2 separate regions of the Homo sapiens genome follow, and region 1 is linked to region 2. A link is an interaction called in ENCODE POLR2A ChIA-PET data of the cell type or tissue named here. Cell type or tissue: B cell. All regions are shown on one strand. Links, peaks and the distances in the headings refer to the core of each region. The heading gives the core; the rest is flanking DNA.

What was found. ChIA-PET counts read pairs that join two places held together with the same protein. Peaks named below come from ENCODE experiments on the same cell type or tissue, not always from the same donor. Only the 100,000 strongest peaks of a DNase experiment are listed, where the experiment ranks them.
Region 1: POLR2A ChIA-PET joins it to region 2 with 12 read pairs; 9 of 35 experiments call an interaction of 5 or more read pairs at or near these places.

The regions. Positions count from the first base shown.
Region 1 is chr19:49,685,260-49,693,745 of GRCh38, reverse strand. It overlaps PRMT1 (protein arginine methyltransferase 1), which reads right to left. Exons shown (of 11, transcript NM_001536.6): 9 at 7,503-7,653; 10 at 7,020-7,141; 11 at 5,299-5,584. The coding sequence ends at 5,501. It overlaps ADM5 (adrenomedullin 5 (putative)), which reads right to left and starts at 4,152. Exons shown (of 2, transcript NM_001101340.2): 1 at 3,835-4,152; 2 at 3,171-3,640. The coding sequence starts at 3,908. The coding sequence ends at 3,253. It overlaps CPT1C (carnitine palmitoyltransferase 1C), which reads right to left and starts at 2,630. Exons shown (of 20, transcript NM_001199753.2): 1 at 2,406-2,630; 2 at 1,857-1,925; 3 at 1,353-1,507. The coding sequence starts at 1,493. RefSeq lists a silencer at 3,693-3,762 and enhancers at 5,071-5,811, 5,812-6,553. In B cell, for the core only: CTCF peaks have their summits at 3,558 and 3,760 (motif pointing right); DNase peaks (open chromatin) are centred at 2,245, 2,635, 3,005 and 3,775; H3K4me3 peaks cover 1,468 bases; H3K27me3 peaks cover 3,251 bases.
Region 2 is chr19:49,502,584-49,511,103 of GRCh38, reverse strand. It overlaps the pseudogene COX6CP7. Among named protein-coding and RNA genes, the nearest start is that of FCGRT, 5.8 kb to the left of the region's middle. RefSeq lists a silencer at 7,638-7,932. In B cell, for the core only: CTCF peaks have their summits at 4,167, 4,367 (motif pointing left), 7,636 and 7,835 (motif pointing left); DNase peaks (open chromatin) are centred at 4,323, 7,833 and 8,275; H3K27ac peaks cover 984 bases.

The DNA.
Region 1 (8,486 bases), core at 487-8,486, 180 kb before region 2:
CCCTATGTTGTCCAGGCTGGTGTCCAAGTCCTGGGCTCAAGTGATCCTCCTGCCTCAGCCTCCCAAAGTGCTGGGATTAAAGCCGTGAGCCCGCAGTGCCCAGGCGTGATTCTGTCTGTTGATATCTGCTGTGTTCTCCATGCTAAAGAGGGCCAGGCCCTTACCGGATGCCCCATAAATATATGGTGAATGAATGAAGAACAATATCAGAAGCTAACACTCAGACCTCGCCATGGGCCAGGACATAGAAGAATTAATTTAGTCTTCAAGGCTATCCTGTGAGGGAGGTGCTGTCAACACCCATGTTTTCCACGAGGGGAAACTGCGACTCCAAGAGAGGTGCTTGCCCAAGATGACACAGCTACTAAGCGGTGGAGTCAGGATTCAAACTCAATCATGACCCCACAGGTGTTCCAGACCCCAGTTCACACACAGAGGATGTGACAAGCAGGGAGTCCCTGTATGGAGACAGTGCAAGAGTTCTAGAACCAGAAACCCTGGGACAGACATGGGTGCTGGTTACACATTGGGCATGCGCATTCCAGAACAGGGACAGAGCAGGAGTTTGGGCCGGGCGCGGTGGCTCATTCCTGTAACCCAAGCGCTTTGGGAGGCAGATCACTTGAGGTCAGGAGATCGAGATTAGCCTGGCCAACATGTTGAAACCCCGTCTCTACTAAAAATACAAAAATTAGCTGGGCGTATAATCCATGCCTGTAATCCCAGCTACTCGGGAGGCTGAGGCAGGAGAATCGCTTGAACCTGGGAGGTGGTTGCAGTGAGCCAAGATCACCCCACTGCATTCCAGTCTGGGCAACAGAGTGAGACTCTGTCTCATAAATAAATAAATAAATAAGCCAGGCATGGTGGCGTGCGCCAATAATCCCGGCTACCTGGGAGGCTGAGGCAGGGAATTGCTTGAACCCAGGAGGCGGAGGTTGCAGTGAGCTGAGATCCCGCCACTGCACTCCAGCCTGGGCGACAGAGTGAGACTGTGTCTCAGAAACAACAACTACAAAAGAAGCTGGAGATGAAAGGAAGAAATGATAATTTCACCATAAGGGAAGGATATGGAGTTCTAGAAACTGGAAGTGGGTAGTTTTTGGGGGGCCCAGTTCCCCTCTTGGGTGAAAGAAGTGAGCAGAGGTTCTCAGCAGGTGGGGCTGTGGATCCCAGAAGTGAGCCACGGAGAAATTGCTAAAGGGGTCCTGGGAGCAGACATCAAAATTCTAAGAAAAAGGGGTGATAGTCTCCCAGAAATGAACCAGCTGAAATGCCGGAAGTGAGCCTCAGACATCCCGGAAGCAGAAACCTGGATCCCCGGAAGGAAACCGACCAGCACCGCTCCTCACCCAGAAACGTGAGAGATGCCTTTTCCAGGAGCGCAGGCCAGAGAGGTAGATCTCCTGCAGCACAGGGGCACTGAGTTCCACTTCAGCCCCGTCCGAGGTCAGCGAGGGTCGGAAGCCCACGGCCTGGTGCGCTTCAGCCATGTCACGCTGGAGCCCTGAGTCGGGCAGAGTCATACTTCAGGACCCCAGCCCCTCCGCCCTCAGACTCAGGAGTCCAGGCCCCCAGCCCCTCCTCCTCCTTCATACCCAGGAGTCCAGGCCCCAGTCCCTCCTCTCTCAGATCCAGGAGTCCAGGCCCCCAGCCCCTCCTCCCTCAGACCCAGAAGCCCAGGCCCCAGCCCCTCCTCTCTCAGATCCAGGAGTCCAGGCCCCCAGCCCCTCCTCCCTCAGACCCAGAAGCCCAGGCCCCAGCCCCTCCTCCCTCAGACCCGGGATCTCACGCTTTCAGCTGCCTTTTTGCGCCGACCCAGGACTACATAACCTAGCTCATCCTTCTCTAAGCACCTGAAGGGTCTTGAGGGTCCTGGTTTGTAGACCCGGAGGTTTTGAGGGAAGGACGTCAATTCGGGACCTCTGGGAACGCATAGAGAGGCCAGAGGGATAGCTCGCGTTAACCCCTTTACCTGCTCTCCCAAGAACATGGTGCGGGGGCAGTGCCCTCCCCCCAGTACAGGATTCTCAAGATTCGGGGGTGGGTGGAGGAGGGAAACTGGTCCAGGCTGAGTTGCGGGGTCTTGAGAAAAGCATTAGTTTTAGACCCATATGAAACAAACACCTGTTAGACATTGACGCTGTCCACCCCATTGCCGCTTTTCATGCCAAGGCGAGGGGGATGGTGTCTATAAATTCATCCGCTCAGCGTCCCCTCCCCCCGCCCGTGCTGGAGGGAATGGGGAAGGAAGCACCCACTGCGCATGCCTCGCAGCCTGGGATGCTGAGGCTGTGAGCGGAGGCGAGCGTCGAGGACAAGTGATGGAGAGGCTTGCACGCCCAACCCTAGACACAGGACTCCAGGCCCCGCCGGAGCCCGAGCCCCTGGGGTCCAGTACTTACCACGTTGAATCAAGGGTCCGCTGATCGGATCCTGGGGTCCAAACCCGAGTCCACCCCCGCCCCCCGATTTTGAGCGCCGGCCCCAAATCTCCCGCTTGCATATGTCCAATCCCAGTGCAAGGAGTCCACCACCGGGTCGACGGGCCTTTGGAGTCCTGCCCACCCCGAGATCACCGTCACCCAGAAACCCCGATTCCTCTCTCTCGTGTCCCTAGCCGGGTATTCAGGTCCCGGGTTTTATCCCCGCCTCCTTCCAATCCCCGCGTTCTATCCCCGCCCCCTTCGAGCCACGGCGTCCAATCCCCTACATCCGTTCGATCCCCAGTCCTCCGTCTCCTTTTACCCGGCCAGATTCTCCACCATTTGGCCGCTCGCATTCTACGCAGCTGTTCGGAACCCGGGTTCCTGGGCTCCTCACTCAGCTCATTGTCTCTTAGTCTCCTGTCTCTTCGAGGAACAAGGCTCAGCTGGGAGGTCGCAGCCCACCCCAGGTGCATTATAACGTCAGGCGCGTAGGGTGCCGGAGCAAATCTCAGCCCTTTCACGCCAGGGAGGGAGGAGGGATGTTTGGGGGTCAGGACGGCCCGCCAAAACCACCCACGGAAGGTGCATGGATTGAGTTGGCAAGAAAGGCGCCACAGCGGGTTGGATTCAAGGTAGACAGTGGGACTTCCGTGAGGGAGAAGCAGCATGGCTAATAGAGAAAGGTATATTAGAGACCCAGCCTCGACTGAGAGGTCGAAATAGGTACAGAGAAGCAGAGACTGAAACACGGAACTCTTGTTTATTCGGCTCTGGGCGTCAGTGTTCTTCGCCCAGCCTGGTCCCGTGTGCTTCTAGGTCCAACCTAGTCGCAGCCCGGGGAGGGACTGGGGAAGACGGTTTCAGGGGCTGGAGTTAGGGGAGAAGAAATGTGGAGTAGAAGCTCCAACATACAGATAGGCAAACTGAAGCCGAGGAGGGGACGAGCCGTGCCCGAGGTCACCCAGCGAGCTGGGCACTGCGCTAGCCCCCTCGCTGCAGGCCGGAATCCTGGGAACCGAGCCGGGCTTCCGCCTCGCGCCACCGGCGGCGCCCATAGCTGTAGGGGTCCTGGGGCTCGTGGCTGGCCTTCCCCGAGGGCTCCTTGGTGGAGACAGCGAATCCAGTATATGATCTCCGCCAGGCGGTGGGTCCGGCATACGCCCAGGTAGCAGACGTGCCCGCGGTGCTGGGGGACCTGGTGCTGGCCTCGCCTGGAGAGGGAGCGTGGGAGAAAACCGGGTTCAAACCGAATTGAGAGATGGAGCGTGATGGAGGTGGGCACCCAAGCACTCCAAGACCAGCGGGGAGGCTTACAGATCACCTGCCCGTTCCGCGGCCGGGAGAGGGCGCTCGCCCTTTACGGTCTCCCTCCCGCCCTGTCCCTGCTGCCACCCGGGTTTCTCACCTGGCTGCAGTGTCCAGGTCCCCTTGGGCGGAGAAGGCGAGGAGCAACAGCAGGATGAGGATGTGGATAGTCATCGTGGGCAGGGCGGGTCAGGATCCGTGGCCCGTAGTTGCGGCCACCCCGCCCCGTTCCCGCACCGGGCTGATCGCCTCTGGGTGCAGCTCTGGAGCCAGGTACCAGGGCCAGTCCCCACTTCCCAGGCGGGGAACACTGAGGCCAAAAGTCTGTGGGAAGAGGCCGCACCACACCAGAGGGGCAGGATTCAAACCCGGGTCCCCGCTTCCCGCACCGCGGCTCCAGAGACCTCACTGGGTGTGTGGGGTCACACCAGCTGCTGTCTATCCCCCTAGGAGGTCTGTGGAGACTCGCCCCCTTCAAAGCGTGGGGAAATGGGGCGGGGCCAATGACACCCGCAGGTAGCTAAGCAGCGGGATTCCAAGAAAAGGGGTGGCGGCGGGGAAGCGCTGGCTCTGGTTGTAGATGCGACCTCACCCTCACCCTGTCGGGAAGCCGGTTAGTAGACAGTTGGGACCCTGGAACCTCGGGGGCCAGGCAATGCAGGGCAAGTGCACATGCGGCCCCCTGGAGGGCGTGGAGCGAGGGAGACCCCAAACACACTGAGGAGCGCCCCTCCGGAAGAGAAAAGGCCGAGGTGTCAGGCACTCGCCGGTGAGGGCTCCAGTTGCACTGAAGCAGGTGTAGCCAGGGCTGTTCAACGAGGAGGGTGTCCTGGGTCAACCAGGTCGAGTGCACAGTATTGTGGGGGACCCAGGACCCCGTGGCCAGGCCCTGAGGGTGGAAGGGTGGGTGCAGACGCCATGTCTGCAGCAGAGGCAGAGGGACCTCGTCTTCACCTCTGTAAGATGGGTAGGCCCTGCCACCTTACAGCTGCAACTCCCACTGACCTCCATGGAGGGCAAGTCCCCAGCCCTAAGCCCCAAGCCATTCTAGGGGAGGAAGCAGGGCCACTCCCCCATGAGAAATTCTATCCTTGCAAACATACACCCCCAACCCACTCAGTGTCCCCAGCTGCAGAGGGCTGGGCACAGTTGGGCCTTGAAGGGACCCGAACAGGAAAAAACAGCCAGAGAGGAACAATGTCGAGTGTTGGGGGGAGGTGGGGAGACTGTTCTGGGAAACTTGAGGGCTGGCTGTGCTGGAAAGCCACCCCCATCCCCTACTAGGCAGGACACGGGTACCGCAGAGGGGAGGGGCGCAGACCCAGGAGAGGGATGAAAAGAGTTGGACAAAGACCCTGAGAGACAGCTGTGGAGGACAGGGACCCCGAGAAGGAACCAAGGAAGGGGAGCAAGAGGCCTAGAGACGGGGGACGGGAGACGCAGATCCACAGAATGGCAGCCACCAGCAGGTGCCAAGGCCGGTCCCCCCACTGCTGAGGCTGGCACTGCAGTACCTGCGAAAGGAACCCCAAACCTCCTTTGCCCCCAGGAAACAAAGCCAGACCCCAGCTGAGGATTTATTGGCGTAAATGCAACCATATAAAAACATAAGTTATGAAAAACACAGTCACGATGTGCCCTCCCCATCCCCCCAGCCCAGGCCCCTAAAACCCCCTTCTGCGGGAGGGAGGGAGAGGAAGGGGGAGCCCCGAAACCGCCTAGGAACGCTCAGCCCCTGGGCTCGTGCAGGGCGGGAGAGCCGGGCCTCAGCGCATCCGGTAGTCGGTGGAGCAGGACAGCTCGCACAGCTGGCCCTTGAAGTCCAGGTCGATGGTGAAGTCCAGGTCCCGCTGCAGGGAGAGGTGGGGCATGAGGGCGGAACCCACCAGGAGGTGGTGGCGGGGGGCGGGTGCAGGCAGGCTATGCGACGATGAGCCGGGCTCCAGCTTCCTGCCCATCTCCACGCTGCAGACCCCAACTGCTGGTCCCACCCTAGCAGCTGCCCTGACCCTGCCAAGGGACAGCACCACATGGACACCCCCAAGCCCACTAGACTCACTCAGGAGTAGAGCCCAGCTGCTGTCCCTTGCCCTTGGATTTCTCCATCAGGATGATTCCCATCAGCAATGCAGTGATTGCTTCTTTCATAAAAAAGAAAACCTCTCCCAAGCCCACTTCCTCCTCAGGCAAACGTTCCAGTGAAACACAATGGTCCAGCCTGCTGTCTCCACTTCCTCTCCTCCCCCCATACCCTCCAGCACATGAAGATGAGACAAAGTCACCAACGCCCGAGGACTCCTCCTCCCTCTCCAGTATCCGTTTCCCAGCTAGTGCCGTGGTCCCGGGGGCTGCATGAGTCTTTGTAGGGGGTGGTCCTGTGGCTGCAGGACATTTACCAGCCCCCTGGCCCCTACCTACCAGATGCCAGGACCACCCCTTCTCCGGAGTGACAACCACAAATGTTTCCACAGACGGTGGCAAACGTCCTGGGGGGGGGCGGGGAGCGGAGGGGGCAGTAAAACTGCCCAGTTGACAACTGCTGCTGTCACAGGCTCGTGGGTGTCCCAGGGTCCACATTCCATGACTACCCTGAGTGCCACCCACCCTCGCACCCATCGGCCGGGACCCACTTTTCCAACCCAGACCACTCCCGGCGACTCCAGGCTCCAAGCCTTCCATCCTCCTGCCTGCTCAGACCCACCACACTGGATCTCTGCCCAGACCCTGTCTCCGAGAAGCCCCCCCAGCTCCCCCGGAAGCCCCCTGATCTCAGGTGATGGCAGCTCCTGCCAAGTGCTCAGGAGGAAAAAGAAAGGGGAGCAGAAAACAAAAAGCTGCCTTTCTCCTCTCATGCCTCCCAGCTGGGCTAGAAAACCCCGTGCACTCTACTGGGGGCTGCCTCTTGCCCTGGAGCCCACCTACACCAACACCTGTCTGCCCTGCTCCCAGCCTGACAGAGGTCACCTCCAACTGGCATCACCATGTCACTGACCCCCTTGTCTAGAGTGGAAGCACCAGGAGGGCAGGGTTTCAGCCTGGGTCCCCAGGCCCATAACTTCCGGTGAATGCTCAAGCAATCCTGCTGTGTAGACAGGCATGGGGCTGAGGGGCTTGGGGACCCGGGAATAGGCAGAGGTGCTCGCCCCCGCCAGCTGCCCCCATCCCCCACCCCGGCTGCCCCCATCCCCTACCCCCGCTGCCACCATTCCTCCCCCACCACTCCCCCCCCAATCTACACTCCCCGCCCTAGCTGCCACCCTCCCACCCAGCTGCCCGGAGCCTCACGTTGTTCTTGGCGTTGGGCCGCATGCCGATGGTGCCGAAGATCTCCTCGCCCGTCTTCACGGTCAGGTAGTCCTCCATGTAGAACACCGTCTGCTTCCAGTGCGTGTACGGGGACTCGGGGCCTGGGGGCGCGGGCGGGTCAGCCGGCCTCGGCCTGCTGCCCCCCCCAACCCCACCCTTGCGTTCCCTCTGTCGGAATGCCCACCCCCATGACAGCTGATGGGACTGCTATCCGCGAGTCACCTCCCTGTCATTGAGCTTTGGAGACAGGGACCGTGTCAGCCTTTTGTGGATGAGGAAACTGAGGCACTGCACACTCAGGTCACTTGCCCAAGGCCACGTGACTGCTACATGGCAGAGCTCACACTGGAACACGCGTGTCCCCATGGTTCCTTCTGCCCGTTTCTGTCACCCCCTCCACTACGTGGGTGCGCCTCCGCCCTGGCTCGGGAACGGCCCCCAGCCCTGTGGGCCCCGCCTCACTGGTGGAGAAGCCGGTCCTCTTGTGGCAGCGTGTGAACTCGATGTTGAAGTAGGCCACCAGGGCGTGCACGTAGTCATTCCGCTTCACTTGCAGGCAGAACGGGGAGGTGAAGGTCAGGTCTTCCACCTTGACGGTATAGATGTCCACCTCCTGCAGGACATGAGAGGGCGAGCTCCGGGATGCGTCCCCACCTCGCTTCATCCCCTCCTCCCTCCCTTAAGCTCCCAGAGGGCCTGTGACCTCGCTGTCCCCTTCCTGCTAGCCCTCCCTCACTGGCACCCAGCCTCGGCTCCTCCTTCACTCTGCATCCTGCCTATCCGGCTCCCAATAAACCATGTGGGTTCGAGCCCAGATTCCTTGCTCCCTCCTCTCCAACACCCAAACCTGGCAGTGCCACCCTAACTCTGTCCAGACCTCCTAGAATGCAGGCGCCCCACTCCACTGTCTCCCCAACCCCTTGACAAGTCCAACAACATGATGGCTTCAAACGGCAACACAAATGCCAACCTAAACCCTGCGCCAGTTCCCCTGGCTCTCAGGAGGGTGGCCCGAGTGGGGTCCCTGCCCCTGTAGTCTCCTCTCCTCCCCCACTCAACAACTTACTCCTCCCCGACAGGATCCCCCGGTCAGCCACCCAGCTTCACCCGGCTCACACATCCCAGCTCAACAAATACTCATCGCCGTATTTTTTTTTTTTAAACAGGGTCTCAGAAGTAAAAAAAAACAAAAGGAAAAAACAAAACAAAACATTGTCACCAAAGCTGGAGTGCAGTGATGTGATCACAGCTCACTGCAGCCTTGAACTCCCAGGCCCAAGTGATCCTCCCGAGTAGCTGGGACCTCAGGCACATCTCGGAGCCCAGCCTGGCCCCGTGCTCTTCTGCAGTGGCCCGCGTGCATGTGCATCCGCTCATCGCCCTGGGGTCCTGCCTTTCCGTGCATGGGCTGTGGGCTTTAGCTGCCAGCTTTGGGTGTTTCCTCCG
Region 2 (8,520 bases), core at 441-8,440:
GATTCATTTGAGGAATTGGCTTCCAGGATTAGTGGACGTTCAGCTGGTTCAGAGTCTGATGCGGGGGCCAGGTGTGGTGGTGCATGCCTGTCATCCCAGCACTTTGGGAGGCCAAGTTGGGAGGATCGCTTGAGTCCAGGAGTTTGAGACCAACCTGGCCAACATAGGGAGACCCTGTCTCTATTTTTAAAAAAAATTTCAAAAATGTTGGACGCGGTGGCTCAAGCCTGTAATCCCAGCACTTTGGGAGGCCAAGGCGGGCAGATCACGAGGTCATGGTGAAACCCCATCCCTACTAAAAATATAAAAAAATTAGCGAGGCATGGTGGCAGGCGCCTGTAGTCCCAGTTACTCAGGAGGCTGAGGCAAGAGAATGGCGTGAACCCGGGAGGCGGAGCTTGCAGTGAGCTGAGATCCCGCCACTGCCCTCCAGCCTGGGCGACAGAGCAAGACTCCATCTCAAAAAAAAGAAAGAAAGAAAGAAAGAAACCCCAAAGTCTAATGGGGGAGCCAGCAGGTGGGAGACACAATTGCCTAGCAGGACTCCCTCTCCCTCTGGGCAGACTTTTCTTCTTTTTTTTTTTTTTGAGACGCAGTCTCGCTCTGCCATCAGGCTGGAGCGCAATGGCCCGATCTTGGCTCACTGCAACCTCCGCCTCCCGGGTTCAAGCGATTCTCCTGCCTCAGCCTCCCAAGTAGCTGGGATTACAGGCACCTGCCACCACACCCGGTTAATTTTTGTATTTTTAGTAGAGACGGGGATTTCACCATGTTGGCCAGGATGGCCTCGATCTCTTGACCTCGTGATCTGCCCGCCTCAGCCTTCCAAAGTGCTGGGATTATAGGCGTGAGCCACCGCACCCAGCCGAGACTTTTCTTCTATTCAGGGTTTCAAGTGGTTGGATGAGCCTCCCTCAATTCAGGAAGGGGAACCTCCTTTACTCAAAGCCTAACAATCTAAACATAAATCTCAGCTGGGCACAGTGGCTCATGCCTGTAATCCCAGCACTTTGGTAGGCCAAGGCAGGAGGATCGCTTGAGTTCAAGGACCAGCCTGAGTAACAGAGAGAGCTTATCTCTACAAAAAATTAAAATATTAGCCGGGTGTGGTGGTGCGCACTTGTGGTCCCAGCTACTCAAGAGGCTGAAGCTGGGGGACCCCTTGAGCCCAAGAGTTGGAGGCTGCAGTGAGCCGTGATGGCGCCACTGCACTCCAGCCTGGGCAGCAGCAAGACCCTGTCTCACAAATATATATGTAAATCTCATCCTAAAACACCCTCATAGAGACATCCAGAATAATGTTGACCGAATATCTCTTCACTCACTGTGGCTCAGCCAAATTGACACATAAAATTAACCAGGTAAATCTCTGTTCTCCTTGTCCAGAATGTCTTCATTTTTCTCATTCTGCCTGTGTCCTACTGTGTCCTACCTGATTCTCCCTGTGTCCTACTAGAAGGGAGATCCAGTGACACCCATCCCAAGGTCCACTCCTAAGAGACAGAAAGAACCTGCTTTAACTTCTTCTTTTCTTCTTTTCTTTTCTTTTTTTTATTTTTTGAGACAGAGTCTTGCTCTGTCGCCCAGGCTGGAGGGCAGTGGTGCAGTCTCGGCTCACTGCAAGCTGCGCCTCCCAGGTTCACGCCATTCTCCTGCCTCAGCCTCCCGAGTAACTGGGACTACGTGAGCCTGCCACCACGCCTGGCTAATTTTTATATTTTTAGTAGAGACAGGGTTTCACCGTGTTAGCCAGGATGGTCTCGATCTCCTGACCTCGTGATCCGCCCGACTCGGCCTCCCAAAGTGCTGGGAATTACAGGTGTGAGCCACTGCGCCTGGCCACCTGCTTTAATTTCTTAAGAATCCTAATTACAGCACCCTCAGCTCTTCCCCAAAATACCCTGAGGCAACTGCCCTGTCCTTAGCTGTCCCCTCTAGTTTCCTTGGGATCATGTAATGTCTTCAGGACACTATTCCAGCAGCCCCTGGGCCCCATTTTAAGGTTCCTTGGACCCTGACAGAATCCTCAATGCCCTGTTACAGTGTCCCTCAGGAGCCTGCTATGCTTTTCCTGGAAGTCTGACTACCATCACTGTGGGGTCCTCTATAACCCAGCCTTAGCTCTCACGTCCCCACCCCCAGGGCCCTGCTGTAACATTACCAGGACATTCGTAAAGCTCCTTGGACCACCTATGATACTCACAGGTTTTGTGTTCCTTTTTTTTTTTTTTTTTAGATGGAGTCTGGCTCTGTTGCCCAGCTTGGAGTGCACTGGTGCGAACTCGGCTCACTGCAACCTCCGCCTCCCGGGTTCAAGAGATTCTCCTGCCTCAGCCTCCTGAGTAGCTGGGATTACAGGCACCCGCCACCACACCCGGCTAATTTTTGTATTTTTAGTAGAGACGGCGTTTCACCATATTGGCCAGGCTGGTCTCGAACTCCTGACCTCGTGATCCACCCGCCTCGGCCTCCCAAAGTGTTGGGATTACAGGCGTGAACCACCGCACCCAACAATTTTGTGTTCTTTCTGGAGGCTCCAGGGAAGAATCGGTGTTTTTGCCTTTCCCAGCTTCTAGAAGCTACCAGCATTCCTTGGCTCATGGCCCAGTCCTCCATCTTCAAGGCCAGCAGCACGGCATCCTCTCCCCTCTCTGACCCATATGTCGGTCCTCACGTCTTCTCTCTCCGACACCAACCCGCCTGCCTCCCTCTCCAAAGGAGTCCTGTGATTATGTTTAGGGCTACTTGGATAATCCGAGATCGTCTCCCCATCTGAACCTAACCTAATCACATCACAAAGTCCCTTTTCCCATATAAGGCCACAGCCAGAGGTTTTGGGGGATTAGGGCATGGACGTCTCTGAGGCCATGATTCAGCTGGCCGTGGTCATCTGGAGTGTCTTTCCTTGCCCCATTCTGATCTCCTCTCCTTGCTGTTGTAATGGCCTGGGGCTTTAACCAGGAGGCCTCCCAGGGGTCTGCCTAGACATTCCCCATCATAGCCCTCCTTCCTGTCACGGAAGAAAAAGGTCTCAGTCAACGTTGCAGTGAGCCATGATTGCATCACAGCACTCCAACCTGGATGACTGAGCGAGACCCTAAAGAAAAAGAAAAAGAAAAAGAAAAAGGCCTCAAGGTCCCTTAGTGCCACCTGGGAAACCCTTGCAGATGCCCTGGGTTCCTGCAATGTCTCTGGAGCCCATTTATAGCATCAGCTGGTTGACTTGCATCAGATCCTCAGGGCTCTGTTCTAATGAGCCCTGACTACACCCTCTCTCCCCCTGGGATCCTGCTGTCATGTCCCCAGGGCTCTATTAGAACCCCCTTAGACTGTCACCTGGGCTCCCCCAGGACAGCTACAATGTCCTGAAGTCCACACTATAGTGCAGTAGAAAGCCCCTGGCAAGGCCGGGCGCGGTGGCTCATGCCTGTAATCCCAGCACTTTGGGAGGCCAAGGCGAGCAGATCATCTGAGGTCAGGAGTTCGAGACCAGCCTGGCCAACATGACGAAACACCATCTCTATGGTGCAAAAATTCGCTGGGCCTGGTGGCCTGTGCCTGTAATCCTAGATACTCAGGAGGCTGAGGCAGGAGAATCGCTTGAACCTGGGAGGCAGAGGTTTCAGTGAGCCGAGATCGCGCCACTGTGCTCCAGCCTGGGCGACAGAGTGTGACCCTGTCTCAAAAAAAAAAAAAAAAGAAAGAAAGAAAAGGAAAAAGAAAAGAAGAGCCGGAAGAGCCGGGCGCCGGTGGCTCACGCCTGTAATCCCAGCACTTTGGGAGGCTGAGGTGGGCGGATCACGAGGTCAGGAGTTCGAGACCAGCCTGACCAACGTGGTGAAACCCCGTCTCTACTAGAAATACAAAAATTAGCCGGACGTGGTAGTGCGCACCTGTAATCCCAGCTACTCGGGAGGCTGAGGCAGGAGAATCACTCGAACCCAGGAGGCGGAGGTTGCAGTAAGCCGAGATTGCGCTATTGAACTCCAGCCTGGGCGACAGAGCAAGACTCCGTCTCCAAAAAACGGAAGAGAAGAGAAGAGGAGAGGGGAAGGGGAAGGGGGAGGGGAAGGAGAAGGGGAAGGGAAAGGAAAAGCCCATGGCAGGACACACTCAGCATAAAACAAAAATGTGGTCCCCTTGGTTCCAGTTTCAAGATGGTTCAAGTAGAGCACTCACCAGGTGCTGGTCCCTTCTGATCCACTCCTCAGACTGCACGAGGAGCTGGCCTTAAAGCCGGCCCTGGCCCCTGCCTCTGTGCCTAGAATGGCCCCAGGCAGCTTTGAGCTGTGCACCCTGAACCACCTAACCGCTGCCCCTCCTCTCCACCCTTACACAATAGTGCCCCCTACTGACCTGGGGGGCAATCACACCTGAGTTCAAAACCAAAACACGACTCTTCCAGGTACACCTCTCCCAGCCAAAGGTTCTTTATCTGGAAAATGGGGATAATAATTGTGTCTTTATATTAGGGTGGTGCAAAAGTAATTGCGGTTTCTGCCATTAAAACCCCAATTGCAGGCCGGGCACGGTGGCTCACGCCTATAATCCCAGCACTTTGGAAGGCCGAGGCAGACGGATCACGAGGTCAGGAGTTCCAGACCAGCCTGGCCAACATGGTGAAACCCTGTCTCTACTAAAAATACAAAAATTAGCCAGGCATGGTGGCACTCGCTGAATAGTCCCAGCTACTTGGGAGGCTGAGGCAGGAGAATCGCTTGAACCTGGGAGGCGGAAGTTACAATGAGCCGAGATTGTGCCACTGCACTTCAGTCTGGGTGACAGAGCAAGACTCCATCTGAAAAAAACCAACAAACAAAAAACCCGCAATTGCTGGCTAGACACGGTGGCTCACGCCTGTAATCCCAGCACTTTGGGAGGCTGAGGTCGGGAGTTTGAGACCAGCCTGGCCAACATGGCAAAACCCCATCTCTATTACAAATACAAAAATTAGCCAGACATGGTAGTGGGCACCTGTAATCTCAGCTACTTGGGAGGGTGAGGCAGGAGAATCGCTTGAACCTGGGAGGCAGAGGTTGCAGTGAGATGAGATTGTGCCACTGCACTCCAGCCTGGGCAACAGAGTGAGACTCAAAAACAAACAAACAACAAACAAAAAACCACAATTGCTTTTGCACCAACCTATTTCTTTTTTTTTTTTTTTTTTGAGACGGAGTCTCTGTCTGTCACCCAGGCTGGAGTGCAGTGGTGCGATCTCGGCTCACTGCAAGCTCCGCCTCCCGGGTTAACGCCATTCTCCTGCTTCAGCCTCCTGAGTAGCTGGGACTACAGGCACCTGCCATCACTCCTGGCTAATTTTTTTTTTTTAGTAGAGACGGAGCTTCATCATGTTAGCCAGGATGGTCTCGATCTCCTGACCTTGTGATCCACCCGCCTCGGCCTCCCAAAGTGCTGGGATTACAGGCATGAGCCACCATGCCCGGCCCAACCTACTATTTCATTAGAGGCTTCAGCAGGCCAAAGGCTCCACGTGGCACACAGGGCGTCCATAGTAGCCCCCGGTTCCTGTTAACGCCCCCACTCCGCAGCCAGGCTGGGCCCCCAGGGATCCCACTGGATTGCAGGCTCTGACACCAGGCTCTGGCTGGAGCTGTCTTGCTCACTCTTGCAGCCATCCCTGGGGAACAGCGCAATAAACATTTGTAGAATGAATGTCCCTGGGAAGGCTTGATGTGTTCCTCAAACTCATCTAGAACATCGTTGGTGTTCTGCTAGAATGTTCTAGCTAAATCTATACTGACCTCTGAAACATCCATCGGTCTTTTATTTTTACTTTTTTTCTTGAGACAGGGTCTCACTCTGTCACCCAGGCTGGAATGCAGTGGCATGATAATAGCTCACTGCAGCCTCGACCTCCCAGGCTGAAGCGATCCTCCCACCTCAGCCTCCCGAGTCGCTGGTACTACAGGTACGTACCACCACACCTGGCTAATTTTTAAGTTTTTTTTGTAGAGATGGGGTCTTCCTATGTTGCCTAGGCTGGTCTCAAACTGCTGGGCTCAAGAGAGCCTCCCATCTTGGCCTCCCAAAGTGCTGGGATTGCAGTCTGAGCCACTGTGCCTGGCCTGTCTTGCTATAATACGTAATAGAGCCAGGACCTACTACAGTGTTAGACCCAGGAATTCCTGTTGGGCTCAGGGTAGTGCTGACACTCGGCAGTGGGTCTGCTTAACTACTCCTGGAACACACTCCAATTCAATTTCCAGACTCCACTCACACACCTTGGGACTAGTTCAATGAGCTCAGGTGCCTCCTATATAAATAACTTTTTTTTTTTTTTTTTTTTTTTTAGACAGAGTCTCGCTCTGTCACCAGGCTGGAGCACAGTGGTGCAATCTCGGCTCACTGCAACCTTCGCCTCCCGGGTTCAAGCGATTCTCCTGCCTCAGCCTCCCGAGTAGCTGGGACTACAGGCGCCCACCACCACGCCCAGCTAAATTTTGTATTTTTAGTAAAGACGGGGTTTCACCATGTTGGCCAGGATGGTCTTGATCTCCTGACCTCGTGATCCACCTGCCTCCCAAAGTGCTGGGATTACAGGCGTGAGCCACCGCGTCCGGCCGATCACATATTTTATATTATATAATTATAAATGTAGCCATGGGCTGGCCTATAATTTAACCTGAGTATTGCAACCATGTAATATCAGCAGGGCCTGTCACAGGAGCCCAAGGCCTTACTTAGTATTATAATAGCCCACAGGAGGCTGCAGCAATGATGGCCATCCGGCTCTAATATCACAGACCCATGACCTGCTGCAGGAGGTGCAGGGCCGCAATACAAGATAATCAAGACCTGCCCTGTTTTCACACGGTAGGTTTGATGCCTGTCTTTTTTTTTTCTTTGAGACAGGGTCTGACTCTGTCACCCAGGCTGGAGTGCAGTGGTGTCATCCTAGCCTGCTATAGACTCGGACCTCTGGGCTCAAGTGATCCTCCTGCTTCAGCCTCCCGAGTAGCTGGGACTACAGACCCAGCAAAATTTTTTTTTTTTTTGAGATGGGGTCTCACTCTGTCGCCCAGGCTGGAATGCAGTGGTGTGATCTTGGCTCACTGCATCCTCTGCCTCCCAGGTTCAAGCGATTCTCCTGCCTCAGCCTCCCGAGTAGCTGGGACTACAGGCACCGCTACACATCTGGCTAATGTTTGTATTTTTAGTAGAGATGGGGTTTCACCATATTGACCAGGCTGGCTTCGAACTCCTGACTCGTGATCCACCTGCCTTGGCCTCCCAAAGTGATGGGATTACAGGCATGAGCCACCGCACCTGGCCTAATATATTTTAAATAGAGACAGGAGTCTCCCTTTGTTGCTCGGGCTGGTCTCTAACTCCTGGCTCAAGCGATCCTCCTGCCCTGGCTTCCCTAAGTAGTGGGATTACAGGTGTGAGCCCCGGCACCTGGCCTGACCGCTATCATTATAAACCCAGAACCCCACTATAAAAGCTAACTTTCCTGTGAAAAGGCAAGGCCATTGGGGCCCCCTATAATAGGTATTCGACAGAATATTCCAGAGGCATGCTAAAACAGACTCAACATCCCGTGACAAACTACCAGGGCTTGCTGTAATGGAGCCAGGATTCCGCAACCATACAACAAATATTAAAATAAAAACCGTGGGTCCATTACAGCAAGGGCTGCCTGCCAGAGGCCCTGGTCCTTAAGCCTGCCCAAGGGGCCCCACAGGATGCTGTAACATGACACTATGGGCCTTTCTCCAACACCAAGCTGAGGGCCCCCGGCATTGTTACTTTCCAGTGTACACTTAATCAGGACTGGTTCTGTCCCATTATCACACACGAGCATTGTTTTTTTTTGAGACTGAGTCGCCCTCTGCTGCTTAGGTGGAGTGCTGTCTCGGCTCACTGCAACCTCTGCCTCCCAGGTTCAAGCGATTCTCCTGCCTTAGCCTCCTGAGTAGCTGGGACTACAGGTGCGCGCTATCACACTGGCTAATTTTTGTATTTTTAGTAGAGACATGGTTTCGCCACATTGGCCAGGATGGTCTTGAACTCCTGACCTCAAGTGATCCGCCTGCCTCAACCTCCCAAAGTGCTGGGATTACAGCCGTGAGCCACGGGACCTGGCTCACATGAGCATATTGATCCTCCCAATAGGGCAGGGAGGCAAGAAGCCATTTTACAGATTAGGAAACTGAGGCTCTGTGGTGGAGGAGTGGGTCTCTTGTCCAAGGTCACACACAGCTAGGGAGCTACAGGGCCAGAAGTTGGAAAAGAGCCTCGGCGGGTCTCTGCTACCTCTGGGGCCTCTGGCTCAGCTTTACTGCTTCCAGTTATTGAGCCCCTGAAGCCTAGGGGTCAAGGTCCCCCCAGCCAGAATGTGGCAACTTCACATAATTCATTCCTTCACCATCCATTTTTCCATCAGTCAGGAAGGACGTTGGTATTGAGGCTGACATACGTTATCAAGGACAGTAACTACCATGGCTTCCAAAGTTTTGCCAAAGCCTCAGATGTGTGGCCTTCTGGCCAAGCGTCTGT